Regions from separate parts of the Mus musculus genome. Here region 1 is linked to region 2. A link is a loop called in an ENCODE intact Hi-C map of the cell type or tissue named here. Cell type or tissue: gastrocnemius. All regions are shown on one strand. Links, peaks and the distances in the headings refer to the core of each region. The heading gives the core; the rest is flanking DNA.

Region 1 (17,088 bases), core at 4,876-12,875, 100 kb before region 2:
CTAAAAGACTTAAAATTAGGTGTATGTGTCTATGTGTTTGGGTAAGAGTACATGAGTGCAGGTGATGCGCCTGCCCAACCTGAGTGCTGGGAACTGAATCTGGGTCCTCTGGAAGAATAAATAGCACGTGCTAGCCGCCTCTTGAAATGATTTAACAGTTAACCGGCTAACCCGAAAATGTAACTAAACGGATTCGAAGCTGACTTCTGATGTGTTCCTCTCAGGGTCTTTGTAAATTGGTAGGGTTTGAGCCTAGGGAAAGAAAGGAGGGTACGGAAAAGGGCGGAGTTTGGAGAAGAAACAACGAAGAGAAGTGGGCGTGGTCGTCGGGGAGAACCGCGCAGTGCGCCTGTGCATCATCGCGGCCCCCCCCCCCCCCGTTGGGCTGAGGTGTGGCTGTCGCTTGGGGGCCGTGACAAGGCGGGATTTAATGTGGTGTAGGTGGGGCCGGCGAGGGAGACGTAATGTCAGCGGGCAAAGGTGGGACGTGGCCGGCGCTGGTGCTTTGCGTACTCGGTGTGCGTAGCCATGCCGCCCTCCGGTGTGTTCCGGTGGGCCGGCGCGCCGCTGTGACGTAGTCCTGCGGGCGGTCCCTGATGCTGCGGCGCCCGCTGGTCGGGCTGGCGGTGGCCGCCCTGGGTCGGGTCCCCGCGGACGGTGAGTGCGCTGGTGGCTGGTTGTCTTCGGAGTGGGACTTGTGGCAGCATATTTCCCTTGCGTGCCGTCTCCATCTTGTGGGGATGCCGGGTGAACGTGTTTCTCGGGACCCCAGAACGACAGGGATGGGCACGCGGAGTCCCAGCCACCAGCAGATCGGTGCAGCATGAGCCTAGTCTGCGCTCTTCCTCTGTTCCCTACCCAGCCGGCGTCCTGGGTAGGCTCAAGCACATGGCTTTACTCCTGAGCCATTGCGGGCGTTGGACTTCAGTGCCTGCAGATGGTGCAGGCCCTGCAGACTATTAGGATTTGGCTTGTCCCGATTTGTTTTGTTTTAGAAAAAAATATTAATCTGCCTTTGGGCTTATTATTCTCAGGCATCGTTTTATCCAACGTGGAAGTGGGCGGGGTTCGTTCTGGTGGTGCCTGGAGGTGGAGCAGGTGACATTAGCTCCGCGGTATCTGAGGAGAGAGGGAGAAAGCAAGTAAATGACTGGTCAGCCTTTGATAGGCTCCAAGGAGAGAAAGAAGAATGCAGTTTGTTTCTGTGGGTGCTCCTTCAGTTCACCTTGCAGGAGGTCATAGGCTAGTTATGAAAGCGACTACTAAAGTTGTTTCCCTTTCTCGTCTGTCTTGACAAACACAAAATATCCAGGAAACATGATGTAATTGGAAAAGAAAAGGCAGAAGGGGATGTGAGAGGAAAGAGCCCAGGCGACAAAGAAGGAAAGTTAGAGTAGGGTTGAGCTCTTGGGAGGCAGCCATATGAGCAAGGCTTCTTGTATCCCTGACTCTTCTGGTTGGGACTTAATCTTCCCTGTCCCATCCTGTCCTGTCCCCATCCTCCCTGATTGCATGTGATGGTGTCTGTCTTCCTTCCTTCCTTTCTTTCTTTCTTTCTTTCTTTCTTTCTTTCTTTCTTTCTTTCTTTCTTTCTTTCTTTCTTTCTTTCTTTCTTTCTTTCTTTCAAGATTTATTTATTATCTATAAGTACACTGTCTCTTTCTTCAGACACACCAGAAGAGGGCATCAGATCCCATTACAGATGGTTGTGAGCCACCATGTGGTTGTTGGGATTTGAACTCTGGACCTCTGGAAGAGCAGTCAGTGCTCTTAACCACTGAGCCATCTCTCCAGCCCCGGTCCCTATCTTTCTTGATTCTGCTTCTGCTGGTCCCTAGTCTTCCCTGCCCTGCCCTACCCATTCCCTGCCTACACGTCCTGGGCCTCAGTTTCCTTTGCTCTACCCTGTCCCCCATCCTCCTCCACCGTTCAGTCTTCCCTGACCCTGTAAAGCCTTGGTGTCCCTTCTGCACGATCGAGCAGATGACAAACTGTGCAGTGTCCTAGGGTCTTTCCCCTTTATCCTCGTTGGGTTCTGAGCCCTTTTTCCTTTATGTTCCCTCTACCTCATGATTCCTGGCCAAGGAATCAGCCCGTTCCTTTTTGTCCTTGCTGGGAAGAGACACAAACGAAGATGGGCAGCACCAGGAAGGTGCAGCAGGCTGTCCGTGGTTGGCTGCTGCTCCTCCACCTCTTTGTTGGGAGGCCGTGGTAGGTCCATCTGGCTCAGAGGAATAAGATTGAAAATGCTTTGGCTGCTCTGGCTGCTGCTGTTGGAAGAGGTGCCTAAGTCCTGGGGGCTCAGGGCTCGGGTGTGTCACTCATGTCTGCCTAGCGCTGTTTGTCTTGGAGGACTAGTAGTTCTTCTCCTTCCTGGAAGGGCCTGCTCTTCAGTTGACAGGAGGGAGGTGATGGTTGTGACAGATTTCCAGTCCTAGAGGCCTGAGGTATAGATTGGAAGAGGATGTATAGGAAGTTTTGTCTAGGACGTCCCAGCAGAGCATGTTCCCTCCAGTGCTCCTATGAAGTCGCTTGAATCTTGGCTTGTTTTACAATTAGGGGCTTGGGGCTCTTTGTCAGGCAGTTGAAGTTTGGGACTGGGAAAGCTGAAGAGATAGGGGTCCAAAGTTTCTTCAGTGGTCTCCCCAAAGGAAGTTGCTTCTATCCACCACACACTTCTGTAAATGCTAGGCCAAAGACTATATCTATAATTTCTGACATAAGCTGTGGCCCTGTGGAGATGTAGTAATGGTCTTGTCACCTGGCTACTGGTGAGAGAGAGCCCCTCCTTCAGTGGGCCTGGGGATTTCCCAGGTCCATACTAGTCCTGCCTGGCCCACACTCTCCTTGCTGTCTGCCACTGTACCACACGGCTAGCTAACTAAGGTCATCTGGTGTAGTCTTTGTAGATCCAAGCAAGTGTAGTGTCATAGAAGGTCACCGAGGGCTGTCAGAGATCCATGAGCTGTATGTGCCAAGGGATACCTGCTGGGACTTTGCAGAACCAAGGTGTGAACAGGATGGCACTTGGAGAGATGTCTTCCCGTCACTTGTGGTTTAGCAACAAGACAGAACTTACACACTGTGACTCCTGAAAGAGGGCTTGGGAGTTAGGTACCTCAGTGGGGAAGCAGTCTGGGTGTGCAGCAGTGTGCAGAGCTGGGTAGGAGTCAGCTGTCTGATGTGGGTCTGCATGCACATGCACTGCATGCTAGTGTCCTCCTTCCTGCTGCCTGGTCATGGCCTACAGGGTACAGGGTTAGGACAGGTGAGGGCTCCTGTAGTCCCAGAGTTGAGGATTTCGGGCTGGATTGTGGGTGACGCCAGCTCATTCCTAGAGCTGGAAGCAGGTTATATAGCCTGTACCTATAAGCAGGTTATAGGTACAGGCAGCTCCATTGCTGACGGGATGGCAGATCATCTTTCCCAACCAGGCTTGTCCCTAATACATGGCTTCCTAGAGGCTCTCCTCCCTGGGATCCTTTTCTCAGAAGCTTTCTTACCTTGTGCGTTTTGGAACATCTCTCTTAGCTTTGGTTCTCCTGTGTTTTCAATGTGTGGGATACACCTATGTGGTGAGCCTCTCCGAGCCCCACGTGAGCACTGCCTTGAGCTCCTTTGACGCTCAAGGGAACCAACAGCTCCAGAAATGGCTGTTTGCAAAGTGCAGATGTAGAACCCATATTGGCAGCTGCAGGTCACAACCTGTGCCCTCACAGGGCATCTGAGGCTGTGCAGCACCTTGGGGCACTCTCTGCCTGAGTGCCTGATACAGACAGAGGGGAAGGAGCTTCGCAGGAGCTGGGCTGTGTGGTTTGCAGCGCACACCCTAAGGCCAGGCCACGGTGGAAGCAGCAGGGCTGGCTCGATGACTAGGGAAAGGGATGCCTATGCCAATGAGAAGTTGGTGTTGAGTTGGGTGGGCTGGAGCCCGGAAGGAAAGGGCATAGAGTGGTCAGTGTGATTGGCCGGTAAGCATTCTGGAGAAAGGCAGAAGGGAGCAGATTTATTGAGAGGCAGCACTGGTGATCCTTGGTAAATTTCCCTAGGTCCCTTTTCTGTCTTTTTGATAGGTGGTCTTATGTTCTTCTCAGGGACAAGTGCATGTGCGCATGTGTGCATCTTCATTGTACGTGTGTGGCATGCATGTGCATGCACGTGTACCCTACATACAGTACTTGTGTTTCTGTGGGATAGAATCTGATAGAATACCAGCAACACTGCTTTTGTAAGATTACTTCATGGCCTACATTGGGGATTAAGAACACAATTCCTCTCTAAGCTGGTGCCCTTCCTGTAGCCTGTGTCTTTAAGTCAAAGGTGCTTGGGTTGACAGACAGCAGCTCCCCAATACCCTCCCTGGTCTCCCTCTGCCTAGACCTCAGAAGAGAGCAGCAGCTCAGGTCTCTCAGTACTCAGTGCCGGGGTGGCTCTTCCTGGTCTCCCGGTGCACTCAGATGCTGACCTGGTTGTTTGAACAGGTGTAGGCGCAGATCTCGGGAGCAGGACAAATAACTGCCCCATCCTTCCTGCAGAGTGGGAGGACAGGGCTGATGTCACAGTGCAGGCAGGGCTGGTGCCCGAGGGATTTATTGCTCAGAAGGGCGGGGTATAGGCTTGGCAGAGATTAGTCCCCCTAGCCCTCAGTGCAGAGCAGCCATTGACTCTTCCCAGGCTACCATGGAGGCTGCAACACATCAAGTAGGTGGGTGCCATCCTGGGGAGTCAGGAGGGCCTTTATAGACGGGGTTCTTGACGTGTAACTGACCTGCTCAGACTCCTGGCTGGAGGACCACAGCTGACAGTGAGGTGGGGCTGTGTCTGCTCAGGCATGAGCCTGGAAGCAGGGGGATCAGCTGGTACTAAGGCGATGCCATCGGAACTTCAAGGAAGGAAGCGCAAGTCCCAGATAGCCTGATGGAGGAGGTTCCTGCTGGGCTTTCATACCTACAGCGGGTGCTCCTCCCTGGCAGCCCGGACCCATGGCCCACCCTGAGCTGCACTCACGTTGCCCTTGGGAGGCTAGGGGGTGCTCGTCCAACTCTTGTCAGCAGATTGTCCTTCCTAAACAAGTCAGAGATGGTTGCGTGTCTAGTGGGAAGTTTCCCAAATTGGCTTGGGTTGAACAGACTTGAGGATGTCTGTAGGGACAGGGACATTCCTATTTCAGACTTGGGACACCTGTGGGCAGGCCATTTAAGGGAGTCAAAGCTCAGGCAGCAGTGTGAAGTCAGATTCTGAAGGGCAGCCTCTATGGGGTGGGGCCAGTGTGCTGCATTGTCTGGTTCCGGGTCACTTGGCCTGTGGACATCCTGCTGGGTGTGGGTGAGGCTGGATATTGGAATCCTGTCAGCCTTCCTGCTGCCTGTGTTTGCCATCTTGCCAGTTGACTGGTGTTGTGAGGAGAGTTCACAGTATATAAGGATGTTGGCCTTCACGTCACTGTCTCCTATGGAACAGAATGCCAGGGCACCGGTGAAGGTAACCCCACTCATGTCTATGATATCCCTCCACCCACAGGCATGGCAGGACCTAGGCCAGTAGTGCTGAGCGGGCCGTCAGGGGCAGGGAAGAGCACTCTGCTCAAGAAGCTGTTCCAGGAGCACAGCAGCATCTTCGGCTTCAGCGTGTCTCGTGAGTGCCTCCAGACCTTGAAGGGCGAGGAGCTCAGAGGCTGTCCCAGCACAGGACTGTTCCTAGAGTCCCCAGATGCACACACCTGATCTAGCAGATGCTCTCCTCACCTTCCTCATCCCCATTACCCTCTCCCTTCCCAGGCCTCCATCTAGAGTAAGCATCTTGGCCCCAGTGACCTCTTGAGATCTGGTCTGGGCTGCCCACTGGCTGTGAGCACCACCCGTTGTTACATAACCAGAGGACGGAGCAGGCCGTCAAGGGAAGACCTGGGTAGGGGGAGGTTTGTAGATCCCTTCAGTGTGTGATAATTTTGTTTGTTTTTTTCCTAGATACTACAAGGAACCCACGACCTGGTGAAGAAGATGGCAAAGGTGAGCCGGCCTGCTAATTCAGGGGTTTTGGGCACCAGCTAATGAGTGTTGGGGTGGGGGTAGGGGGAAGGGGTAAGGTTGCTTTGTGCCTTGGCTGTAACAGCTTCATCCCCAGCAGGAGAATCTCTCTTGCTGTTGGGTTCACAGCTTGATTAGAGTCTGCATCATAGTGAAGGCTGAACCTTCTTCCTGCCTGGTGTATGGAACCTGGCCATTTCCAATCCTTCAGCAAAGACAATGGGGACAGTGGTATCTGTTCCAGCCTAGATCTGGCCATAGCAGTCCTGTGTAGGGTGGAGAGGGGCCAGGCCAGGCAGGGATGGGTTTTGGGTACCTTCTGGAAAGCTCTCTTCTTCTCCAGATTACTACTTTGTGACCAGGGAGATGATGCAGCGTGATATTGCAGCAGGGGACTTCATTGAGCATGCTGAGTTCTCAGGGAACCTGTACGGGACAAGGTGGGCTGAGTTTGGTGTGGGCCCAGCTTCATGGATCAGGGTAATTCCAGAACTGTTAACAAAAGAAAGCACTCTAGCATGTCACCTCTGACCTCACAGTGCCCTCCCAGTCTCCCGCCTAGGGCTGGGATGGCTTGCTAACCCCCTAGTCTCTGAGCATAGCTGATAGGCTCCAGGGAACAAGCAGGCCCAGTCATGCCCCAGGCTCATCTGTCCTCAAGCCATCTGGCGAGGCAAAGAGCCACATGAGGCACCTCACGTGGAGAGGTAGGCAGTGCCAGGCAGCCCAGGCCCAAACCTTTTTGGCTTTCGGCTACAGGACAGGTACAAAGGGCTGTGATGTCAGAGGGCCTGACAGGGTTGACTATATGCTTGGAAGTTCTGGAAAGTACAGAAGGTGCTGGGTTCACGAGAGCCTCTGCACTACCCAGGCCAGGCCCAGAATGGGCCTTGGGGTGGAAAGGGCCGAGTTTCTCTGAAGCTCTCGAAAGCCTTAAGAAGCTAACAAGGTTTAGCAGTCATTGCATGTATTTCCTGTGGGCTTAAGGGCCAGGTCTTCTCTTGTATCCACTGAACATCTATCTGCTCACTGCCCTTCCCTGCTCCCAGCAAGGAAGCTGTTCGGGCTGTGCAGGCCATGAACCGCATCTGCGTGCTAGATGTCGACCTACAAGGTGTGCGCAGCATCAAGAAGACTGATCTGTGTCCCATCTACATCTTTGTGCAGCCTCCCTCGCTGGACGTGCTGGTGGGTACTTGGTGTGGGAAACCTGCAGGGCAGGTCCTGAGACCTGCAGAATACTGACCTGACAAGGACCTGTATTTCAGGAGCAACGACTGCGACTGCGCAACACTGAGACTGAGGAGAGTCTGGCAAAGCGGCTGGCAGCTGCACGGACAGACATGGAGAGCAGTGAGTGCAGTCAGACCGTTCGTACCTTCTGAGCACGTGGCCAGCCCATCCACCAGAAATTGGGGAGGACCAAGGGTAAAGATGGAGGGGTCGAGACTGCTGTCTGCAGAGCCTTTGAGAGGCCACACTTGTTTACTGACTTAAGTGTTGTAGGTCTCTTTTTGTAGCTATGCTCTTGCTTCTGGGTCTGAGCTTGGTCCACATTCAGACACTGTCATTGAGACCGTTTGCTGTTTCCTTATGTGGCAGTCCATCCCAGGCAGAGCTGGTTCTGAGAGGCCTGGGCAGGGGCAGTGGTCCACACTCCAGAAGTCAGGACTTGATGGGAGCAGCCCCCAGCTGAGGTTCTCTAGAAGAGGGGAAGCAAGAGTACTGTCCAGCCCTGGCCATCCTACCACAGTGACGGCAACAGTAGCCATAGCCAGATAGCAGGTTGTTAACAGTGGGGCAAGCCCAGCAGGGGCCGAAGTCCCAGTGTTCCTGAATCTGTCTCTTGCCTCACCCCAGGCAAGGAGCCTGGCTTGTTTGACCTGGTGATCATCAATGACGACCTGGATAAAGCCTATGCAACCCTGAAGCAGGCGCTCTCTGAGGTAGGCCCTTCCCATCTACCCTGTCTTGGGGAAGTCCCCTGCACAAGCCATCCTGTGAACGCAGCAAACCCTGTGTTGCCGGGGCTCACACCCTGCTGTGTTGTAAGCAGCCCTGGCTTTGCCAGTTGCCAGAATGGTCAAGTACAGGTGCAAAGCCGGAGTCCCTGGGAACCCAGGGAGGATATGAGCCCTAGCCCTCCCTGGTTCCCTGCCTCTCCTGACTTTCTGTTTCCCTTCTTCCTTGGCAGGAAATCAAGAAAGCACAGGGAACTGGCCACGCCTGAAGGCCTGCTTCATTCCACAGAGTGATGTCTGTGGTCTAAATTTGCCTGGAGGTGGGGGAAACTTTGCCAGGGCACCAAGGACTTGTAGTAGACTTCCACTGTGGAGTAGAAGGAGCTACCCTTTGTCTGACCACAAGGTGGCTCTGCACCGTGGGCTGACTCACTGGCTGAATGACTCCAAAGAGTACCCATATCTAATCTCCCTGGACTATTTGTGTTCCTTTCCTTGTTCCTTCTGCTGGAGCGGGACTGACCTCTTAATAAAGTAATTACTGAATTATAGTGTCACAGCCCTCCATACTGGGCTTATGGCCTCTGGCTTTCTGCCCCTCCATGGTCAGCCCAGATGAAGGCTGCTAAGGGGGCTCTGCATAGGTGTCTAGTGGCCCTTGTCCCTGCCCGCATCCAGGGTCCACTAGTCATCAGAATGCTGGCTAGGGTTGCTCGTGTTCACTTCTTCCCCTGGGAGTCAGGCAACTGGGACAATCAGTATGGGCTGGAATCGTCTCAGCCCTAGACAACCTAGTGCTGCTGTCTCTTTGAGGTATTTCTGAGCCATTTGGGGACTCAGAGGGACAGATACCACTTGCCAGGAACAAAAGTGCCCAGCTGCAGGGGAAGAGCTAAGGTCATAATGCTGGCCCTGGAGCTGTGGGTGCTGTGTGTTCTTGGCCTTGGGTATAGGCAGCCAACCCAAGGAAGGGCAGGTGAGCCCTGTGAGGGCTGCAGGCAGGCAGAGTCCTGGGCCTTCTGTAAAGATCGCAAATTTTGAGCTCTAGAGGTTGTAGCAGGGTGCAGCATTCCTGAGGGAGATGTCCCTCCCCTCCTGTCCACGATGAGACATTCTGAGTGTCTGGTCCTGCTGTCCTCCCTCTTCCTCTGGGCTCCCAGCCCAGGCTGCTGGCTCCGCCCAAGAGAGCAATCCCAGCAGGGAGGGCAGTGGTTGTTGCCAGCTACCCCCACCCGGTGGTCAGCCACAGCTCTGCCTTGTGCATCTCCAGGTGAGGCTGCTCCTGGGGCAGACTTGGGGGTATTAACTGGATGTGGGTGTGAAGAGGGCAGGCAGGTACCCAGGCAGAAGTAGCCAGAGAGACTGGGAAGTCCTGGGCTGCCTCCAAAACTGCAGATGTTTCTCTAGAAGGGTGAGCCAGAACTGCCTGGACTTCAAGTGGAGGCTGGGGAGACCAGCAGGCCTGTCTAGATCCCTGCTGCTCCACCCCCAGGGACAATCATGGATTCAGACCCTAGGGGGAACAATGGAGCCCTTGAGGGCCCCTCCTCCATCCCCCATTGTGCTTGGTGGCGAGAGGTGGCCCTAGCCCCACAGTATGCCCTTAGAGAGGATCAGCATCCAGCCGGCAGGTGGAGGGGCTCAGCCGAAGGTTTGCATTTCCAGCCTGGAGAAGGTAGGGAGGGTACTGCTGGGGCTGCAGCCTGGCTGGGCCTTGACTGGTCTGTACTCCTTACTGCTAAGGTGGAGGTTCCCAGGTTCCTGCATCCCCTCTCAGGCTCTGTGGGGTGTGTCACAGCTGGTGCCAGATGCCACCCTGGAAGACTCACTGAGTCTCTGGCCAGATCTTGTCTTGCTGTATTAAGGGACCCTCAGGGTGTCCTTTAGCTTGGCTTCAGCTGGCTTTGTGGCTCTTTTGGGGTAACTAAACCCATGGTAGAGGGAGATGGGAACAAACCGGAGAGCCTAGGGTATTTTCAGTACCTCCCCCAGCAGCTGAGACCCTTCAGGCCATCTTAAGATGGGCCAGTCCACCCCAGCCAGTTGTAGTGTGTCCCAGGGATCAGTATGGGCACCAGGCCCAGTCTACTCAAACTGAAGAAACTTCATTATCCACTTGCCTGCTACCAAGCAGACCCTCTCAGCAGCTGGACCTACACAACCGCTGCTGTGTTAGTGTGGCGCGGTAGCCAGCACAGAAGTCTTTGGGATGCCACAGCAGTTCACTCTAAGTGCTTCCTTCCCACCTACCTTCTGTGTCTAGGGACTGCAGAGAGGGAGATATGAGGATGGGCAGCCAAAAGGGGAGATACAGGGTCCAAGGACGGGGAGGTTGGAGAAGATCCGTTTTGGAGGGCCTGCTGGCTGGAGTTGGCTCTGTATGGGACAGTGTGGACCCAGCTGGGAAGTGATTTCTAGAAATGGGGAGGGGAACCTGGCTCAGCTGTGGAGGGGCTGGCAGGACTGGAGAGACAAGGACCAGGGTGAGTATGGGCTTTCTACAAGGAATTGGGCACACGTGTGTACTCTGGGCAATGCCAAAGGAAGGCATGGAGAGTGGGAGGGGGTTGCCTACTCAGGCTAGTGCCTCCGTTTTTGGAATGCAGTTTAGCTGAAGTCTCAACCTGTAGGAGTTGTCTAGACTTAGGGTTGTGACTCTTACACCAGGTAGGTGCAGGCTAGCCCATCTGTTTTTCTGGTCCCCACAGTCTGAAGTTGAAGTTTTGCCTTCTTGAACTTCCAGGAATGTGACTTGGGTGCTGGTGAAGAAGGCCTCACAGGTCAAAGCGGGAGGTTGGTAGTTTCTGCTGGGTGCCATAACTCTGTGGTAGAGTCCTACATCTTCAACATGTTTAAATTTACAACAGAGGAGATAACAGTACAGAAAAGATCCCAGAGGACCTCATTTCCCATTCCATACTGGCATGAAACACATCACCATAATAAACTCTAGTGCTGCCTCTGTTAGTGAAAAGCCGCAGTCTGTGTGTTTCCTACATTCCCTTGCCCCTCCTGATACCACAGCACCTCTTAGTCTCCTTGTTTTAGCTGCCCATGGCTACTAAAATACTACTCGGGTATTTTTCAGGGTGCCCTCTTGGAAACTGGCCTGTGTTTTCTCTTGCTTTGTTGGGGTTATGGGTTTCAGAAAGAATACTATGGGGGTGATGAGCCTGTCTATATAGGTGCTATCAACAGCCATAATGGTGAATCATAGGGCTCAGGTGTCACGGCAAAGGTACAAGTCCCCATTTCATGCTGTCCTCTGATATGTTGCTTCCCACATGTGGCTGCTGGAGTGGGTGTGTGCTCCTCTTAACTGTGTGTCCCATCTCAGAGTTCCTCTGCACAGAGATGGGATGGTTCTCCAGTCATCAGCCTGGTTATTCATGGGTGCAGTTGTTATCTGGGGTATCTGTAACCAAAGCTGCAGTCTGTGATTCTACTTTCCTTAGTCTACTGGTTAAATTGTTACAGTGTCAGTGTAAGCAATCCACCTATCAGTGTGTGTGAGTATGTAAGCACGTTCTTCCTCTCTGAGCTTTCTCCACACTCTTGTTTCCCTCCTTAGCCTTCTGATCAGCCACTTCCCCCAGGGATTCGCAGTTCCTTTTATTGAAAGAGAAGTTGGAAACCAGAACCCAGGACCTAGATAGGGTCTTTGTTTTGTGAGCGGGGCTTGAGAAAGGGTCTCAATGACATCAGACTCGCCGTGCAGCAGAGGATGACCTTGAAATTCCAATCTCCCTATCTCTGTCTCCCAAGCACTAGAACTACAGGCAGCGTGAACATACCCATGTCACAAATGCTCGCACTTCTCACGTGTTTCCACAGCCAGGGCCTTTCAGAGGACACAGCCAGAGATCATACACACACCACAGGTTTCCACGGTGTATCTGTAAATGACCTCTGTGAGAGTCCGGGTCCGCCTCTACCATGCTAAACACAAATGCATTCTAGAGTCCCTAGCTTGAGATGGTGTCAGAAAATGAACTTTTATAGTGATTGGGAAGCATCTGATAGGCAGACTAAAGAGTTGAGTATGAACGGTTCTCTGCCTGTCTGTCCTCCCTGCTCCCCCCCCATACCGTGTGTGCGTGTGTGTGTGTGTGTGTGTGTGTGTGTGTGAAACTTGTATGGCCAGGTGATTTGGCTTGTGTCTATGAAGTCAGGGAAAGGCAGCAGGTGGGAGCTCCAGCACAGCAGAGAATGTAGTAGCAGGAGCCAACTGAGGACGGGCAGGGCACTTGGGGCAGTGACTAGGTGAGACCCTGATATGTGCCCTAGTCAGAAGTCACTGGAGGAGCTGAGAGCATAGACACGCCTGAAAGTCCCAGCACTTGGCAGGCAGAGGGAGAATGATGGAGAGTTCAAGGATATCATAACTCTTACAAATTGATACATGCGGAGTCTGAAGTCCACTTGTGCTACATAAAACCTTGTCTTTTAAAAAAAGTCATTGAAGGGCAATGGGGGTAATCTCCATGTGCATTCTAAGGTACCCCAGTGGGCATGAGCCAAGTTTATAGGGAGAGTGAAGCAGCTAGGACCTAGAAAGCAAGTGATGATCTGGTACCAAGTTGTGCAGATAGCACGTGTGGGTGGGTTCAGGGTTTGCTGGTACACTAAGATGTTCAGGAGACAGCAACACATGTAAAGCAGTCTGAGAGTGGACAAGTCCCTTTGAAGGAGAGATTGACATATGGGTCTGACCCTCTGTAGTTTAAGGTACCTGCTGGTGTGTCCGTGCCAAGGCTAGGCAAGAGAGTTACAGGCTAGAGGTTTAACCGGAAGCTCCCCCTGTACATGGCCCAAGCCCAGGGTCCTGGTTCTTCCAGGTCAGCTCTACAAGCATAGCACATCTTTGTGCCATTCTAAAGAGTGAATAGCTGTGACTGCATGCATGCTTTGAGTGACAGGTCCTTCCACCCAGGGACAGAGTCAGCCCAGGGCTAAGCTACAGTGTCTCCATTGTTGCCTGTACACATCTTGACTCCAGTGCTGATCAGCTACTGGGACAGGAGTAGGTATGCCGGAGAGAAATGGCGAGTTGTCAAGCAAGGCTTTTTCAGAGATTCGGTTGTTAAATACTCCACACTGCCAGGCAGGTTTACCCAGACCATCCTGTGTCTGCACTGGTAAGCCTTAGGCTCCAGTGATTCAACTTTCAGGTCAGGGCTGACTGAAGCTGAGGGAAGAGAGCTGAATCTACTTTTGTGTTCTTATGTGTGCATCACATGTGTGCCTGAGCTCACGCCTCTTTATGAATGAGCATTTGATTGTGTAAGTCTTGAGTCTTCACATGTGTGGTTGAGTGTGTGAATAAATGTATATGAATATTGGTGTATATGAATATGTGGGTGCCAGTGTGTGTGTGCATGCGTATTTATAATGTATACATCCTTGAGCATACATTTGTGTCTGAGTGCATTTGAATGTACATGCATATGAGTGTACAGTGTGTGTCTGCAGATGTGTATCTGTGTGCATATGAGGGTAGCTGTGTATGAGTGTATGTGCGTGTGAATGTTTGCATATAGAACACAGACACACACACATGCTTGTATGTGCATGCATGTATTCACATGAGGGTGTGTGTCTCTGATTGCACACATGTCGTCCCAAGAGGGGATGCACAGATGTGAGGATGTGGGGCCATTTCCTCAGGAACCCCTGTTGTTCTGCTGGCTGCCCCCTCTTCCTGCCCTGAGGGGAGAGGCCCTAGCTACATAAAGAGCTCTGGAGTCACCAGTCCTGATGCTGGTCCATACCTGCTGCTGCTACCTCCAAGGCCCTGCCAGGGGAGGGAGCCAGAAGTGTCAGTGTTGAATGCTTGGAGGACTCCTGCCCCACACTTTCCCAGGAGCAGGTAGTAACTCCGTGGGTGCTGTGATGAGGGAGGGGGTGCACGAGGGAACCACAGGGCCTTTCTCTGACACATATCTTCCAGACTGAGTTGAGTCGGTCTGAATATTGTCATCTCTGAGGCTCACAGGCGCCCAAGTGTTGTCATGTATTAGTCTGCAGCCTCACCAGTCCTGCCCGGACAGATCCTGGGACAGTCCAGGGGACTAGGACCTGGGGCTAGATGAAAGAGCCCTGGATGGCCTCTAAGCAGTGGGAGGGGTGAGAGGGGTTAAGGGCTTGGGGAGGATCATTTATGGAAGGGACCCCAGAGCTGCTGTGCCGGGTGTGGAAGGACAAAGGCTGGTGCTGCTGGAATTGGAAGCTAAAGCATTGGGGAGGGCTGGGGGCCGAAGGTTTGGGGTTGAGGGATGATAGAGTCTCAAGCCTGTGGGTTCTGACCACAAAGGCTGGGATGCAGCAGAGGTTGGGAAGGCCTGAGTGGCTGGCAGGCTTGGGGCAAACCCTAGCAGGATGGCATCCAATTGGGACTGAGCCGGGCTGGTGCTGTCCGGGTTCCCCACCTCTGCCAATAAAGGCAGCACAATGGCTTTATGGCTTTAGGGGCCTGAGACAAAGGTGCACTTCCTACAAGTTGAAGCTTTCTTGGAGATCTTTAGGAGAGAGCAGACAGGAAGGGCAGGATCAATGGAAGATTCTCGGTCCCCATCTTTAGCACATAGGATGTGAATGCAGAGGCAGGAGACCTCTGTAATGTAGTGAGCTCAAGGTCATCTGGGGTGTTTAAGTAGACAGCTGCTGGATAAGCCTGCAGGCGCCACAACTCTGGGCTCAGCAGTTCCCAGTTGCGTCCCTACTGACCACCTGCATGCATGCCTGTAGGTCCCACCTGCTCGCTCCCATGACCAACATGAGCTGGAGCTTCCTGACGCGGCTGCTGGAGGAGATCCACAATCATTCCACCTTCGTGGGCAAAGTTTGGCTCACTGTGCTGGTGGTCTTCCGCATTGTGCTGACAGCCGTCGGTGGTGAGTCCATCTATTCAGATGAGCAATCCAAGTTCACCTGCAACACGCGGCAACCGGGTTGTGACAACGTCTGCTATGACGCCTTTGCGCCCCTGTCTCATGTGCGCTTCTGGGTCTTCCAGATAGTGGTCATCTCCACACCTTCTGTCATGTACCTGGGCTATGCAGTCCACCGCTTGGCGCGGGCCTCGGAACAGGAGCGCAGACGCGCTCTCCGACGTCGCCCTGGCACCCGGCGCTTGCCCAGGGCGCAGCTGCCACCGCCGCCACCTGGCTGGCCGGACACCACCGATCTGGGAGAGGCGGAGCCCATATTGGCTCTAGAGGAGGATGAGGACGAGGAGCCGGGGGCGCCCGAGGGCCCCGGAGAAGACACGGAGGAGGAGCGAGCGGAGGATGTGGCTGCCAAAGGGGGCGGAGGTGATGGCAAGACGGTGGTCACTCCTGGCCCGGCCGGGCAGCACGATGGGCGGCGGCGCATCCAGAGGGAGGGCCTGATGCGTGTGTACGTGGCTCAGCTGGTGGTTAGGGCGGCCTTCGAGGTGGCCTTTCTGGTGGGCCAGTACCTACTGTACGGCTTCGAGGTGCCACCCTTCTTTGCCTGCAGCCGCCAGCCTTGCCCCCACGTAGTGGATTGCTTCGTGTCGCGGCCGACCGAGAAGACGGTCTTCTTGCTGGTCATGTACGTGGTTAGCTGTCTATGCTTGTTGCTCAACCTCTGTGAGATGGCGCACCTGGGTCTCGGCAGTGCGCAGGATGCTGTGCGCGGCCGTCGGGGAGCCTCAGCGGCGGGGCCTGGCCCCACGCCGCGCCCACCGCCCTGCGCTTTCCCGGCCGCGGCCGCCGGCCTGGCTTGCCCTCCAGACTACAGCCTGGTGGTGCGTGCAGCTGAGCGCGCGCGAGCGCACGACCAGAACTTGGCGAACCTAGCGCTGCAGGCGTTGCGCGATGGGGCGGCGGTGGCGGCGGTTTCCGCGGACCGCGACAGTCCGCCGTGCGCTGGGCTCAATGCAACCTCTCGGGGGGCACCCAGGGTGGGCGGCCTAGCTTCCGGAACCGGCAGCGCCACGTCGGGGGGCACCGTTGGGGAGCAGAGCCGGCCGGGAGCTCAGGAACAACTGGCCACTAAGCCCAGGGCTGGCTCTGAAAAGGGCAGTACAGGCAGCAGAGACGGCAAGGCCACCGTGTGGATCTGAGGGCCCTGCGGAGAGCTCAGGGAGGGCTTGGCATGAGGATTCAGTGGAAATCTTTGTGCCCTCAACCAGTGATCAGTGATCAGACCTCGTTAGGGGTCTTTAAAAGAAGGAGCTGAAGCCCCTTAGGAGGTGCTGGCTCAGGTACCTCCCTGCGGGATAGGAAGGGGAGTGACCAGGGTCTTATATGTGACCCCTGAGGGTGTGGGGACAGAGCTGTGTCCTAGGAATTGACTGCCCCTCCAGGCTATGCTGAGCAGGGATGACCCCTCTGCTGGGCCTGCCAGCCCTTCCTTCCAAGGCTCTCTCGCAGCTTCCCCATAGGATTGGGGGTGTCTGGCACGAACCTTTTGGGGACTGAGCTTATCCTCACTGCAGCAGCAGACCGGGTTCCTCTGCAGCGCCCTCGGCCCTTACAGAGCCAGAGAACTCCCAGGTCAGGGACAGGCAGCAGCACTGATTACTCTCGGCCCTTGGCTCCCCACTTGAGGCAGACTGAGCGAGACCCAAAGGAGGCCTGGACCAAGAACAGCTCCTCTCTCTGAGCTGAGATCGTTTGGTATGACTTCCTTCTTAGGGGACATCCTGGAAGTTCTGTTGTGCCTTGCTGCTTAGATGCATATAGCTGTAGCCCAGGGCTGTGGCGTTGGCCATGTTGGAAAATTAGAGCTCTGGGGGGCCTGTCCCTATCTTCTGTCCCCTTCTCCCTGTTTTAAAGCCAACTTCTAGAACAAAGGAAGTAAAATAAAACTAACTTTTGTTTACACTCAAGTGTGTCCATGTGCTTATGTGTCTAAGCCCACATTGCACACTGGTCAGTGTGCACCAGTGTGTGTGTGTAACCATGCGTTGTGTCTGAGCATTCTGAAACGTGTCCACAGCAGTTCATTGGGAGAGACAGCTTAACTTTGGGGAGGCTGGGAAAGGAGACCCCCTCCTCAGGGACAGGCTGGAGAAGAAAGCTGGAGACCAAACCCTGGAGGTCATTGGACCAATGATGGTGCCACTTGGTGCC
Region 2 (13,879 bases), core at 361-8,360:
CTTTTTGTGTGTTTTGACCGTGGCCCTGACCAGGAGGGCTGTTAGGCAATAGCGATAAGATCGCAGAGCCATACTTATAATGGATGTGTTTCTCCCTCACAAGGACACCAGTGAACCCGGCTGCAGCAGACTCAGTGTGATGGGTGACAGGCTCTGATTAGATCTGTGGGATCCTTAAGACTCCAGGATAGAATTACAGGATATAAATGCGTCAGGCATAAAGGGGAAGGACACTTTCACGTCTACTGAAACATTGTGTCTGTGTAGCCTATGAGATGCCTGTATGTCATCAAAAGACACAACTGAAAGGGAAAACAAAGGCTCATGGCTGGCAGGAAGACACTCATTATCATAATCAGAACCTTAAGGTGAAGGCTGTGGTAAGCATGAAAAGACAGACAGACGGTGAAAATGGCTGACAATGGTACTGATCACTACATAATTGTTACACCAAGAGGACCAAGCACTAAAGGCCAAAACTGCCCCTTCCTGGTGAGGTATCAGGACAAGGTCTAACTGTAGACAGCCCAGCCCCTTCCTGATACAGCACCTTACAGTGCTCAGAGCAGGTAAAGGCATGAAGTGTCAGGGACCCTCATCCCTGGTGATGATGTTCCTTGATTGGCAGTGTTCCATTGTCACAGGAGTCGGGGGCAGAGCAACAGACGCTCTGTCACATGCCCTTCTGCACTGTAAGTGTCCTATGTGGGTGATCTGATTTTGTACTGAGAGGCCTTGGGGCTTCTCCTGGGCATAGCCAGAGCAGAGCCTATAGAAAGTTCTGTCCTCCAGCCAACCGTTCAAATGTTTCCCCATGTGGCCTTCTTGACCTAGACAGAGTCTCTGACTCTGTGCCTCTGTTTGTCCCCAGAGCCCAAGCTGGTGTTTGCCAAGGAGCAGCAGGCACACAGTGAGGTGAAGGCCGAGGCGGGGGCCAGCGCCACCCTGAGCTGCGAGGTGGCCCAGGCCCAGACTGAGGTGACATGGTTCAAGGACGGGAAGAAGCTGAGCTCCAGCTCGAAGGTGCGCGTGGAGGCCTCGGGCTGCTCCAGGAGGCTGGTGGTGCAGCAGGTGGGCAAGGCGGATGCTGGGGAGTACAGCTGCGAGGCCAGGGGACAGAAGCTCTCCTTCCGCCTGGACGTGGCAGGTGGGTGTTGAGATACTAAGCCTTGTGTGGAAGTAATGACTAGCTCATGTCCATGGCTGACTCTGCGCCTATGTTGAGTTTGGTCTCTTTACTTCTCTGTATTTTAGGCTCATGGTGAGCCAAGACCGACCATGGCTGGCCCTTTGGCCTCTCCATTACACATTATCTCTTCACACCATCCCCCTTCCCATCCCCATGTTTAGATCTGTGTGGAGCCGTACATTGAATGGCAAGGGTGTCCCGGGAAGATCCTGTCCGTCCTGTATGTCTGGAGCGTTGCTCCCATGTTGGGGAGTTTCATCTTTGTTAGTTTTTGTTTCTGACCAGAACCTTCCTAATGTTCCTGTCTCCATCTTAGTGGTACTTGCCAAAAAACAGCAGACTCGTCACCTGACCGCATCAGACTTTACTGTGGGGAAAAACTAGCTCTGAGCAGACAATGGATTATTTAAGATCTCAGAATAAACTGGGTGGTGGTATCGCATGTCTTTAATCCCAGCATTTAGGAAGCAGAGGCAGGTGGATTTCTATGAGTCTGAGGCTAGCCTTGTCTACAGAGCGAGTTCTAGGACATGCAGGGCTACACAGAGAAACTCTGTCTCAAAAAAAAAACAAACAAACAAAAAAAAACAAACAAAAACAAAAAAGAAAGAGAGAAAAATCTTACAATACAATTAAATAAGATATACATCCACTCAACACAAATAGAAGTCAACATTTTCATCTCCTATGAAACTTTACATTAGTGTACCTTCCATCTGACACACGGCGGATGGGGAAGACACTTGGAAATCTGTAGGCACAGCCTTAGTATGTGAATCTATAAAGAGCACCTAAAACTATGAATGGGGCAGAGATGCGCTATCAGCCATGGAGTAAATGTCACATCCCGGAAGATCGAGCACTAGCGGCCAGAGCTGGGAATGATTCTCCACTTGGTGAGGCGGGAACACGAGGTAGAACCAGAGAGAGTTGAGGCTACATCCTTAACACCGTGGCTGGTGATTCTCAGAGCAGGCAAGGCACTCTCTGCACTGATGGGAATGTATGTACCTTGCACAGTCCTGGGGCTACACACCCTTGTCACTTGAGGGCAGATGTGTCCCTTGCCTTTCACAGAAACTGTAACAGAACCCTCTATCATGGGGTGGGATGTGTGGATGGACTGTGGCTTGTGCTGAGGGATGCTGGGACTTCTTAAGCACATCAGGTACAGAGCCTGGAGGACGCTCTGTCCTGTGGCCACCACATCCAATCCCTTCCCCCACATGGCCTTTCTGATCTAGACACTTCTCTGACCCTGTGTGTCCCCACCTGTCTCTAGACACCAGGCTGATGTTTGCCAAGGAGCAGCAGGCACGCACCGAGGTGAAGGCTGAGGCGGGGAACAGTGCCACCCTGAGCTGCGAGGTGGCCCAGGCCCAGACTGAGGTGACATGGTTCAAGGACGGGAAGAAGCTGAGCTCCAGCTCGAAGGTGCGCGTGGAGGCCTCGGGCTGCTCCAGGAGGCTGGTGGTGCAGCAGGCGGGCAAGGCGGATGCTGGGGAGTACAGCTGCGAGGCCGGGGGTCAGAAGCTCTCCTTCCGCCTGGACGTGGCAGGTGGGTGTCATTGTGTTCAGGGCAGAGATACAGCTGAACACTCAGTAGCACATGGGTTTCTTGTCTGCTTTACAGCTCAGTCTCTGTTCCTTTTATTCCTCTACTGTCTCCTGAGCTCTGAGAACAGAGCCTCTTTCTCACACACTCCTGATGGCTCCCAACAGTTCCTTTCCCTGTTCACTTCCACTGCCTTCCTTGTCAATGGTTCTGTTGGGCTGGCTTCGTCAGGTGCAAGAGCTGTTATCCCTCAAGTTCTGGGGGGGGGGGGAAGGCCCAGTTCTTTGTCCCCGTGGGCTGTGAGTGTCCTGGCCCAAGGCTCAGAGCCTGCTCTTCCTGTTGCTGGTCCATGGCCCTATTGTAGCCCTGGAGTCCTGGTAGTTCAGTAGTAGGTTGGTCCTGTGTGATGGTTCCAGCTTAGAAGCCTGTTTTGGCTTGCTGCTGGGCCAGGATGACCTGCCTCTGTCTTGTCCCCTCCCCTGCTCTCTCTGCACACCCACTTCCATCCCCTCTAAACCTGTTCATGTTGAATGTGGTACCTGGATTGTTATTGTTACCTGGTAACTATGGTCATCTACCTGACAGACATTTGCAGAAGAGGGTTCCTCTTGGTTTATTCTTTGAGGGTATCAAGTCCATTATGGGAGGGTGAGCTGTGGTCTCAGAAGCATGAGGCTTGTCACCTCCCATCCACAGCCAGGAAGCAGACAAAGATGGATGATGCTGGTGTTCAGCTTTCTTCCCCCTTTCTGTTCACATTCAGTTAGGGGTCCCAGCCCACATGCAGGGTAGTCTCCCTTCAGCTAAACCTCTCAGGGGACACTCTCTCCTTCCCTCCTTCCCTCCCTCTCTACCCCACATACACACACACACACACACACACACACACACACACTACACAGACACCACAAGACACCAAACATAGACACCACACACACACACACACACACACACACACACACACACACACTACATATACACAGACACCACACACACACATATCACATACCATGCTCACACATATACATACATACACACCACACATAAACGCACACCCACACACTATGCACATATACATACATATACACTACACACACAGACACCACACACATACACATACACACACACACACTACATACCACACTCACATATACATACATACCTCAAATATACATACATACAATACATACACACCACACAGACATATGCCACACAGACACACGTATACATACATATACACCACACACACACCACACAGACACAGACACAGACACACACACACACAAACACACACACGCATGCTTCATGGGACAGGAGAGCTGACATAGTAGTTAAGAAAACTCCCTGCTCTTGCAGAGGACCTGGGTTTTAGTCCCAACACCTGTATGGCTCACCTGTAACTCCAGTTTCATGAGTTCTAATGCTCTTTTCTGGTCTCGATGGACACACACACACACATACATGTATTCTCAATAACACACAAGACACATACATAAAATTAATCTTTTCAAAGAGGAATGCTTCATAACTCTCTAGATGTTTCTTAATCTAACCAGGCAGACATTTGAAATTAACCATCTCAGGATCTCTCACCTCATATGTTTCCACTTCCAGGAAGGCTCACAGGACTGGTTTTTGTAGGCCTGACACTATCTTGTAAGACTGACAGAGATCGACACAGCATGTCGCCATGGTGGTGGCCAGGAAGTGGCTGCTACCACACCCTCCCAGCTGTCCTTGTCTCTGACTGCAGTCCTTGACACCCTGATAGCTGAAGCATGTGGTCTTTTTAAGGGTGACTGCTGGGCCAGGCTCTACTGAGCCATCTCTGTCTCCTCCGACACCCACCCTAACTTTTGCCCATAGTGTTTTTGCCCCAGGCTATCTTCTCAGGCTGCCTCTATAGACTTCCAATCTCATTCCATGGCCCATCTGTCATGCTCTGGAGTGCTAGCTGCCTCTTCTATGCCATGCTGACCTGTGGGTTGAAGTCTCCTGCAGGGCAGGATTGCTGGGTTCTTGGTTAGGATGGCGCTGGTGACAGTGGTCCTTAGGAGAGACATGTTCTTGCTGGATCAACAGAGTGACAGCAACTAGCATTCACTGTTGTTAGAGAGTGGCACATGCTGGCCCTTACCCTCATGCTCATTACCTACTTCTCTTCAGAACCAGAGGCCGAATCCCAGATTCCGGAGAGACCCAGCCGCAGGGAACCTCTGGTTGTCAAGGAACATGAGACCATTATCCTGACTGCCACAATAGCTGCACCCTCTGTGGCTGCTGTGACCTGGCTCAAAGATGGAGTGGAGATCCGCCGCAGTAAGCGGCATGAGGCCACCAGTCTGGGTGATACCCATACCCTGACCGTGAGAGGCGCACAGGTCCTGGACAGTGCCATCTACAGCTGCCGTGTTGGCAAGGAAGGTCAGGACTTCCCGGTGCAGGTAGAAGGTAAGCAGAGGCTGGGGACCAGGCGTCTGGGTCTCCTCTAGGATGCCTATGTCTGCTCTAAAGACTAGCAGACAGTGTTCCACAACAGGCCCAGAGTGGGTCTCAGAACACAGGGTCATCTGCAGAGGACACTGTCTGACACCTTCTTCTTCCTTCAGAGGTGGCCGCCAAGTTCTCCAAACCCCTGGAGCCCGTCGAAGGGGAGCTGGGTGGCACCGTGATGCTGGTTTGTGAGCTGAGCCCGGAGCAGGCTGAGGTTGTGTGGCGCTGTGGGAACACACAGCTGCGGCCAGGCAAGCGCTTCCAGATGACATCAGAGGGGCCTAGGCGCACGCTGACCGTGTCTGGCCTTCGAGAGGATGACGCAGAGGAGTATGTGTGTGAGAGCCGGGATGACCGCACCAGCGCACGGCTCACTGTTAAAGGTACCCGTGGGTGAGCTAAGGTGGCTTCCTGGGGGAGACATCCTTCCATGTGTCTGTCTGGTGTGTGTGTGGGGGTGTCTCTCTGGAGCCTCTCCTGCCACCTCTCATGCACTCTTTTCCTCTGTAGTTCCCCGAGTGGTCAAGTTTACGTCTGGATTGAGTGCCATGGTCGCAGAGGAGGGCCAAGAGGCCACCTTTCAGTGTGTCGTGTCCCCCAGCGATGCAGGGGTCACATGGTACAAGGACGGGATGCAGCTGCAGCCTAGCGAGAAGTTTGTTATGGTAGAGAGTGGGGCCAGCCGCAGCTTGACTATCTTGGGCCTGACCCTGGAGGATGCCGGTCAAGTCACAGTGGAGGCTGAGGGGGCTTCATCTTCTGCTGCCCTCCGGGTCCGAGGTAAGCTGGGCACTGCCCAGACTTTCAGAATGTCCAGTGGCTCTTGCCATAGGTGCCCTTCCCTCTTCATGAGCTGATGAGGGAGCCCCATATTGTGTCAGGCTGATCTGGTTGACCCCAGGGGTATATGGAATCTCTCAGCTGTCAACAGAGGATGGGGGGACGACTAGATATCTTCTCTTCATGTGTATTTGGCAGGGGTGGGGATAAGGTTGGGACAACCCAGAGAGGCCTCCTTCTGGAGGAGATGGTCTCTGGATGAGTCTGCAGCGGCAAAGCTGGAGGGGCGCAGGCAGCCAGCGCACTTGGAAGTGAGAGGTGTGGATGTGCTTGAGAGCAGGACTTCATTTGAGGATGCAGCAGGCATGGCTGGCTCTTGGGCAAGGGAGCGATGAGGCTGGGTGTGCTTCCCCGGGGACAGGGAAAGATGGGACAGCTAGGCCCACGCTAAAGCCTTTGCCCTCCCCATACATTTTAACACGATCCAGGGTCCTTGGGCCTTGTTAAAGGGCAGACAATGGGGCAGTGGCTGAGGGGTTGTGAAGTGGCCCTACCCAGATACCGAAGGCTGGCTGTTGATAGTATCTGGCCATAGTTGGGAACTCAGCACCGGAGCAGGGCAAGCAGGGTTTGGGAGAGGACTGAAGAAGAAACAGCCTCAGCTTCTTCCCCTTATAAAATGAACCTATATAAGGTGTGCTGTTGGGGCTCTGCTTGAAGTGGCCTGCTCATGTAGTGGGGCATTCTGGGCCTAGATTCAGGCTGGGTGCTGGGGTGGGGCTTGGGCAGGCCCAAGGCAGCCAGGATGACCTCTGCCCTTCTGTATCTCAGAGGCACCGGTCCTCTTCAAAAAGAAGCTGGAGCCACAGACAGTGGAGGAGAGGACCTCTGTGACATTGGAGGTGGAGCTGACGCGGCCCTGGCCCGAGGTGAAGTGGACACGGAATGCTGCCGTCCTGACACCCAGCGAGAACGTGGAGATCCGCGCTGAGGGTGCTCGGCACTGTCTGGTGCTGCGCAGCGTGGGCTTTGCTGACCGCGGCTTCTTTGGCTGTGAGACACCAGATGATAAGACTCAGGCCAAGCTCAATGTAGAAAGTAAGGCTGGGACCTAAGAGGGAGGGAGGGGCTCCTTCAGGAGTGGGGGGTGTGGCCTTGTGCTGGCTGTGAGGTGGAGCGGGGTAGAGGCAGGCGGTCACCCTGGTTCTGGAAGGTGGATCCAAGGAGGGAAAGGATGAGAAGGGTCAGGCCCTGAGGGTCAGCTGAGGTTGAAGTTGAGCCGGGTGAAGGTGCTCACTGGGGGCTACCGCCCAGGTCCTTCCTCTGCTCCGTGGCCTCCAGGATGGTGGGATAAACTCACACTTGCCTCTGAGTCTTGTCTGGTTGGAGGGTCTCACTTCACTAGCTCACTAGAGCCCCTCTGACAGTGCGGCAGGTCCGGCTGGTTCGCGGTCTGCAGGAGGTGGAGGCTAAGGAACAGGGCACGGCCTCGATGGATGTGGAGCTGTCCCATGCCGAGGTGGAGGGCAGCTGGACCCGAGATGGCCTGCGACTTCAGCCTGGACCCAAATGCCACCTGGCCGTACAAGGCCCTGTCCACATCCTCACACTCTCGGCGCTGCAGCCACAGGACAGTGGGCTGGTGGCCTTCAGGGCCGAGGGCGTGCACACGTCTGCGAGGCTCATAGTCACTGGTGAGCAGGAGAGGGCTGGCAGCTCCACTCCAGGGCACACCTGTTTCATTTCCCTAAGCGGTCCAGGGAGGCAGATGGGACCAGGAGGGAAGAGGAAACCCCTCTGTGGGATTATCATCAGCCTGCCTGATCAGAAAGCATCTCCTACCTCCATGTGTTCCTTCCCTACCTCCTGTCTCAGAGTTGCCCGTGAGCTTCACCAGAGTACTACAGGATGTGGTGGCCACGCAGAAGGAGAAGGTCACCCTGGAGTGTGAGCTGTCGAGGCCTGTGGATGTGCGCTGGCTGAAGGTATTTCTCCCCCCTCTCTGCTTTTCTCTGTGGGCATCCAGGAGGTGAACCCCTTCTCCCAAGCCTCCCTAGTCCTGACCAGTCCTCTCTGCCCTACAGGATGGTGTGGAGCTGCGGGCAGGCAAGGCCATAGGCATAGTGGCCCAGGGAACCTGCAGGAGTCTCGTTATCTACCGCTGTGAGACTGGGGACCAGGGTGTCTATGTATGTGATGCTCTTGATGCTCAGACCTCTGCCTCTCTGAGGGTGCAAGGTGAGTTCCGGACGGAGTGGGGAGGGTGGGCCGGGGAAGCAGGCAGGCAGGCAGGAGTGAGTGTTTCCTTGGGCCTCTGCTTCCACAAGCCTGGCTACAAGCTGGTATTGTGTTGGAAGTCCCCTATGCTTCTCAGCATGCCAGCTGTCTTAGTCAGTGCTCTCTTGCTGTGAAGAGACACCAGGACCACAGTAACTCTTATAAAGGAAAGCATTTAACTGGGGCTGGCTTATAGTCCATTGTCATCATGGTGGGAAGCATGGCAGTATCCAGGCAGGCCTGGATGCTGGAGAAACAGATAAAAGTTCTAGATCAGGATCCACGGGGGGGGGGGGGAAGAGAGAGACAGCAAGCTGGGGGCCCCTTTTTTCAAACCACCTCTCTCCCCTCCCTTAGGTCGCAGTGTTCAGATTACGAAGCCGCTGGAGGATGTGGAGGTAATGGAGAAGGAGGGTGCTACATTCTCCTGTGAGGTATCCCACGACGAGGTTCCCGGCCTGTGGTTCCGAGAATCCAGTAAGCTACGGCCCAGTGACAACGTGCGCATCCGGCAGGAAGGTAATAGGGCCGAGGGCTGCAGAGCAGCGTGGGTTGGGGTCCCCAGGCTGCCTTCCTCCTTTTCAGCAGTACTGAGTATCCTTGGTCTCCAGGGAGGACATACACGCTTATCTTCCGGAGGGTACTGGCAGAGGATGCAGGGGAGGTCAAGTTTGTAGCTGAGAACGCAGAATCAAGAGCTCACCTCCGAGTGAAAGGTGAGGAAGGATGGGTGAGGGGAGGGACTGGATGTGGTGAGCTGGCTTACAGACAGCCTGACAGACGGCCTTGGCTGCCTCGAGACCCCTCTCAGACAGGGCAGCAAGGAGTCATGAGGAAAGTAGGGAGTATGGTCTCCTTAGTGGGAAGAGGAGGTGCCCCACTTTGCTAGTTGTGCCCAGCAGATCCTAGATTAGCTCTGGGCGGAACACTTGACTTGGCCACCTGCTGGCCCCGGGGGGAAGGAAGGCATGGGCTGTTGGACTGGAGTAAAGGCCAGTCTCTTGGCTCCTGGGAGCTTGCCAAGGCAAAGCTTCCAGATCACCATCCTGACACCACCCGACCGTGTCCACAGAACTGCCCGTGACCCTCCTGCGCCCACTGAGGGACAAGATTGCCATGGAAAAACACCGTGGAGTGCTGGAGTGCCAGGTGTCCCGGGCTAGTGCCCAGGTGCGGTGGTTCAAGGGCGGAGTCGAGCTGCAGTCTGGGCCCAAGTACGAGGTGGTCAGTGACGGCCTTTACCGCAAGCTGGTCATTAATGACGTGCAGCCTGAGGATGAAGATACGTACACCTGTGACGCTGGCAACGTCAAGACCAGTGCCCAGTTCTTTGTGGAAGGTGTGGGATAAAGGCGTGGACAGTCCTCTTGGTTTTGTGAAGTGGGTGGGATTTGTGGTTTCTGTGGCTTGCTCTGTAGGTTCTGGAGGCTGTCACCTCTGAAAGGGGTCTGACTGGGGACACCCGGGCAGTGGGGGAAGAGATGAGAAGGAATATACAGTGTGTAGGAAGGAGAGACCGATCCCTCCTGTAGGGTTCTACTGGTGACCAGCAGCCCTCCACCCGCAGAGCAATCCATCACTATTGTGCGGGGACTGAAGGACATGACAGTGATGGAGCCTGCCCCTGCCTGGTTTGAATGTGAGACATCCATCCCTTCCGTGAGGCCACCCAAGTGGCTCCTTGGTAAGACTGTGCTCCAGGCAGGGGGGAACGTGGGACTGGAGCAAGACGGCACCGTGCACCGGCTGACACTGCACAAGACCTGCTCTACCATGACCGGGCCTGTGCACTTCACTATCGGCAAGTCCCGCTCCTCTGCCCAGCTGGTTGTCTCAGGTTAGAATACAGCATGGGGCAAAGCTGAGGGTAGGCACATATCAGGGATGCAGGTGGCCATGGTTTAGGGCCACGGGTGGGCATGGCTTGGGGTTGTGGTTTGCTGTGCCTCAGGGGCTTGTAAGTTTAGAAGTGAACAGGGTACGCCACAGCAGGACATCGGAAAAGTGACCAGGCATAGGTGGCCCATGCCAAAGCAATAATACTTGGGCTCAAGGCTGTGGGTGGGCAATACTCAGTGGCTTTACAGAATGTGTAGCTAAACACGGGCACAGGGTGGCACATGGGTGGGCTTAATGAGAGCTGTCATGGGGGCCGGGGCTGATCTGACAGGTGGGGTCTGGGCTTTCAGGCATGGCAGGGCTATGGGCCAGGGAAGCATGGGATAGTATATGTTGGCTGGGACAGAGCTATGCGCGGGCAGTGAGGGGCATGTGGAGCACATCCCTGAAATAGAGGGCCAGGCACCCTGTGTGGGCTGAGGATGCAAATGGCTTAGGATCTAGGATGGGCAGGGTGGTCTGGTTTCCTGTGGCTCCCAGCCTTGCCTTTGGATTTTTCCCTGCAGACATTCCTGTGGTACTGACACGGCCTCTGGAGCCCAAAGCAGGGCGTGAACTGCAGTCAGTAGTCCTGTCCTGTGACTTCAGGCCAGCCCCCAAGGCTGTGCAGTGGTACAAGGATGACACACCCCTGTCCCCGTCAGAAAAGTTCAAGATGGCGCTGGAGGGCCAGATGGCAGAGCTGCGCATACTCCGGCTCACGCCAGCTGATGCTGGGGTCTACCGGTGCCAGGCGGGTAGCGCCCAGAGCAGTGCTGAGGTTACTGTGGAAGGTAGAGAGCTGGGAAGGAGGGCAGTAGACCCCACTCTGGGGCAGGGGGTGGCTGGTGACACGGTGCTGAGGTGCTGCTGTGTGTGTGCCATGTAGCTCGGGAGGTGACAGTGATTCAGCCACTGCAGGATGCAGAAGCCATGGAGGAAGGCCGGGTCTGCTTCTCCTGCGAGCTGTCCCATAAGGATGAAGATATCGAATGGTCACTCAATGGTACACCCCTGTACAATGACAGCTTCCATGAGATCAGCCATGAGGGCTGTCTCCACACCCTGGTGCTGAAGAGTGTCCGGCAGGCTGACACAGGCACCGTGTGCGCCACCTCCCCCAAGGTGTCCGTTTCCGCCCGGCTGGTGGTTAAAGGTGAGAGGACCTGTGGAATCCATGGGCTGCCCTCTCCCTGGGTGGGCACAGGCTCCCCTCACCAGCCCATGCCATTCTTCCAGGCAAGCCAGTGGTGTTCCTGAAAGCACTGGATGACGTATCTGCAGAAGAGCGTGGCACGCTGACCCTGCAATGCGAGGTCTCCGACCCCGAGGCACGCGTGGTTTGGCGCAAAGATGGTGTGGAGCTTGGTCCCAGCGACAAGTATGATTTCCTACATAAGGCAGGTGCCCGGGGCCTTACGGTCCATGACCTGAGCCATGAGGATGCTGGACTGTACACCTGCCAGGTGGGCAGTAAGGAGACCCAGTCCAAGGTCAGCGTACATGGTGAGTAGCCCGGGCTTTTGGTCAGGATAGGTCTATTCTTCCCATCTAGAGGCCCCAGGCTGCTCTTTAGGACTGAAGGGCTGTTCTGTATTTCAAGCAGGCACCATGACAGCAAGGGCTTGCTTCTGACTCTGGTCTTGAGCCTCTAGGAGTCTAAGGAGTCTAATGTGGCCTTTTGAGGTCCTGGCAGATGGGTCCAGGGCAATTGTCTCCAGATCCTCACAGTGCAGAGCTGGTATGGATTTGTTCAGAGTCCTGACATTGGTTCTGTGCCATGTGATGGGGTTGAAAGGAAATCAGCCAGGCATGTGTGGGGACACTAAGAGGTGTGACCCTTAAGAGGATTTCCAGGCCAAGGGCAGATGTCCTCTTCTGCAGGTGAGGAGGCTACAGGCCATCTATGTCCTTATTCTTCACAGAATGTCCCTAGGTTCACAGTTGCTCCCCACACAGCACTATTAAAGAGAATAGTCCCTTTGAGCACACGTCTTTCAGCTTGGGAAGCCACTCACTGTCCTGGCTCAGGTCTGGTATCCTAGCTTGGAGGACACAGGGTAGCAGCCTGTTCATTCATGATCCCTCAGAGGCTCTGTGACAGCCTTAGAGGAAGGGAGCCCAGTTAATTCCTCATAGGACTAGGCTGGCTCTCCCTGGAAGGAGTTACTTATGAGGCTACTGTCCCTCCCCTCCTGGCATTACAAGGTGGTTAGAAGTGTGTGGGATTCTCCTCCCAACCACCTTGATTGCGTAGCTGTCAATCATGCAAACATCAGGGCATGGACAGCTTGAAGGGAGGATTTTGGTGCCAATTCAGTTATGGCATACTTTGTCATCAGGTGTGGAGCTAGGGACAGTGGGAAACTTGGCCCTATAGTGATGTGGCCCATCCTACTGCCTGGCATGGGACACTACTGTTCCTTCAGGCTGACATCTGTGGACTGATTGGTGACCTGTTTCTTATGTCCCCTAGATCTTCACGTGGGCATCACCAAGAGGTTAAAGACAGTGGAGGTGCTGGAGGGAGAGAGCTGCAGCTTTGAGTGTGTCCTTTCCCACGAGAGTCCCAGTGACCCAGCAGTGTGGACGGTCGGTGGGAAGACAGTGGGTGGTTCTGGCCACTTTCACGCCGTTCGGCAGGGCCGCAAATACACCCTGACAGTCAAAGATGCTGCACTCAGTGATGCAGGAGAGGTGGTCTTCTCGGTGCTGGGCCTCACTTCCAAGGCCTCGCTCATCATCAGAGGTGGGTGTTGTGGGCTGAGGCCAGGAGCCTGAAAGTGGGGTACAATTTTGCTGGGGTGCTTCTAGGGACCATCTCCCTATCATGGTGGGGGACTCAAAATATCTGTTGGGAGTGCTGGGGTGGGGGGATTTTGGTTATTGAAGGGAGTGATATTCCTGCCTGAGCATCTTTCAGTTTCTAGAGCAAGCCCAGGATTCTGGTCTCTCATTCATGGCCTGACTGTTCTCAGTGCATGTAGCTCAGTCAGTCAATCTGACACTTAAGCAGAGGCTGGGGAGGCTGGGAAGTAGCCTCTGATGTCTTGAACCTTGTGCTTCTGACACACTCTGGGTGCTCGTGGGTGGATCTGCACGGAGACCAGCCAAGCTGCGGCCGTACCCTGATATGAGCCCCGAATGGGGTGTCCTTAGAGCCCATGATTCCGAGGTCTCACCATGACAGCAAGGGCTTGCTTCTGACTCTGGTCTTGAGCCTCTAGGAGTCTAAGGAGTCAAGGGTTAGCGGTTGTGTGGTTTTGATTTCTAGAGAGTATGTGCTCCCAAATGCCTGTCTCTCGCCTCATCCTGGCCCTGGCTGAGGCCATTTCTCTCCTCATCCTGAGGCCATTTATTTCTTCTTCTTTTTCTTATTTTTATTTATTCTCTTCTCATAGAATACATCCCGACCACAGCCTCCTTTCCTTCTGCTCTTCCCAGCCCCCTGCCTCCCCTCAGCCTCCCCTTCCCTACAGACTCACTGCTCCTCTGTGTCCCTTCAGAAAGAGCAGGTCTCCCAGGGATATCACCCAAGCAGAGCATAACAAGATGCAGTAAGACTAGGCACAAACTTTTATGTAAAGGTTGGATGAGGCAGCGCTGTAGGAAGAAAAGGGTCCCGAGAGCAGGAAGAAGAGTCAGAGACAGCCCCATTCCCGTTCTTAGGAGTCCCACAAAAACCCCAAGCTAAACAACCACAACAT

Evidence for each region. Peaks named below come from ENCODE experiments on the same cell type or tissue, not always from the same donor. Only the 100,000 strongest peaks of a DNase experiment are listed, where the experiment ranks them.
Region 1: a loop joins it to region 2, with 2.7 times the contacts of the local background. A loop is called at or near these places in 14 of 42 quality-filtered maps.

What each region holds. Positions count from the first base shown.
Region 1 is chr11:59,175,320-59,192,407 of GRCm38, reverse strand. Gjc2 (gap junction protein, gamma 2) reads left to right here and starts at 9,582. Exons shown (of 2, transcript NM_175452.4): 1 at 9,582-9,662; 2 at 14,735-16,844. The coding sequence starts at 14,754. The coding sequence ends at 16,076. Guk1 (guanylate kinase 1) reads left to right here and starts at 456. Exons shown (of 8, transcript NM_008193.3): 1 at 456-657; 2 at 5,521-5,634; 3 at 5,967-6,008; 4 at 6,370-6,466; 5 at 7,076-7,214; 6 at 7,295-7,379; 7 at 7,887-7,972; 8 at 8,221-8,553. The coding sequence starts at 597. The coding sequence ends at 8,256. In gastrocnemius, for the core only: a CTCF peak has its summit at 8,390 (motif pointing right); DNase peaks (open chromatin) are centred at 8,385, 9,196 and 10,372; H3K4me3 peaks cover 1,196 bases; H3K27ac peaks cover 2,497 bases.
Region 2 is chr11:59,073,933-59,087,811 of GRCm38, reverse strand. It overlaps Obscn (obscurin, cytoskeletal calmodulin and titin-interacting RhoGEF), which reads left to right. Exons shown (of 104, transcript NM_001171512.2): 18 at 872-1,147; 19 at 4,917-5,195; 20 at 5,354-5,620; 21 at 5,748-6,017; 22 at 6,849-7,115; 23 at 7,445-7,711; 24 at 7,893-8,002; 25 at 8,102-8,255; 26 at 8,906-9,010; 27 at 9,367-9,633; 28 at 9,862-10,131; 29 at 10,700-10,966; 30 at 11,062-11,328; 31 at 11,412-11,678; 1 more. Among named protein-coding and RNA genes, the nearest start is that of Obscn, 56 kb to the left of the region's middle. In gastrocnemius, for the core only: no CTCF peak of the experiment used is centred there; a DNase peak (open chromatin) is centred at 4,468; H3K4me3 peaks cover 2,267 bases; H3K27ac peaks cover 5,210 bases.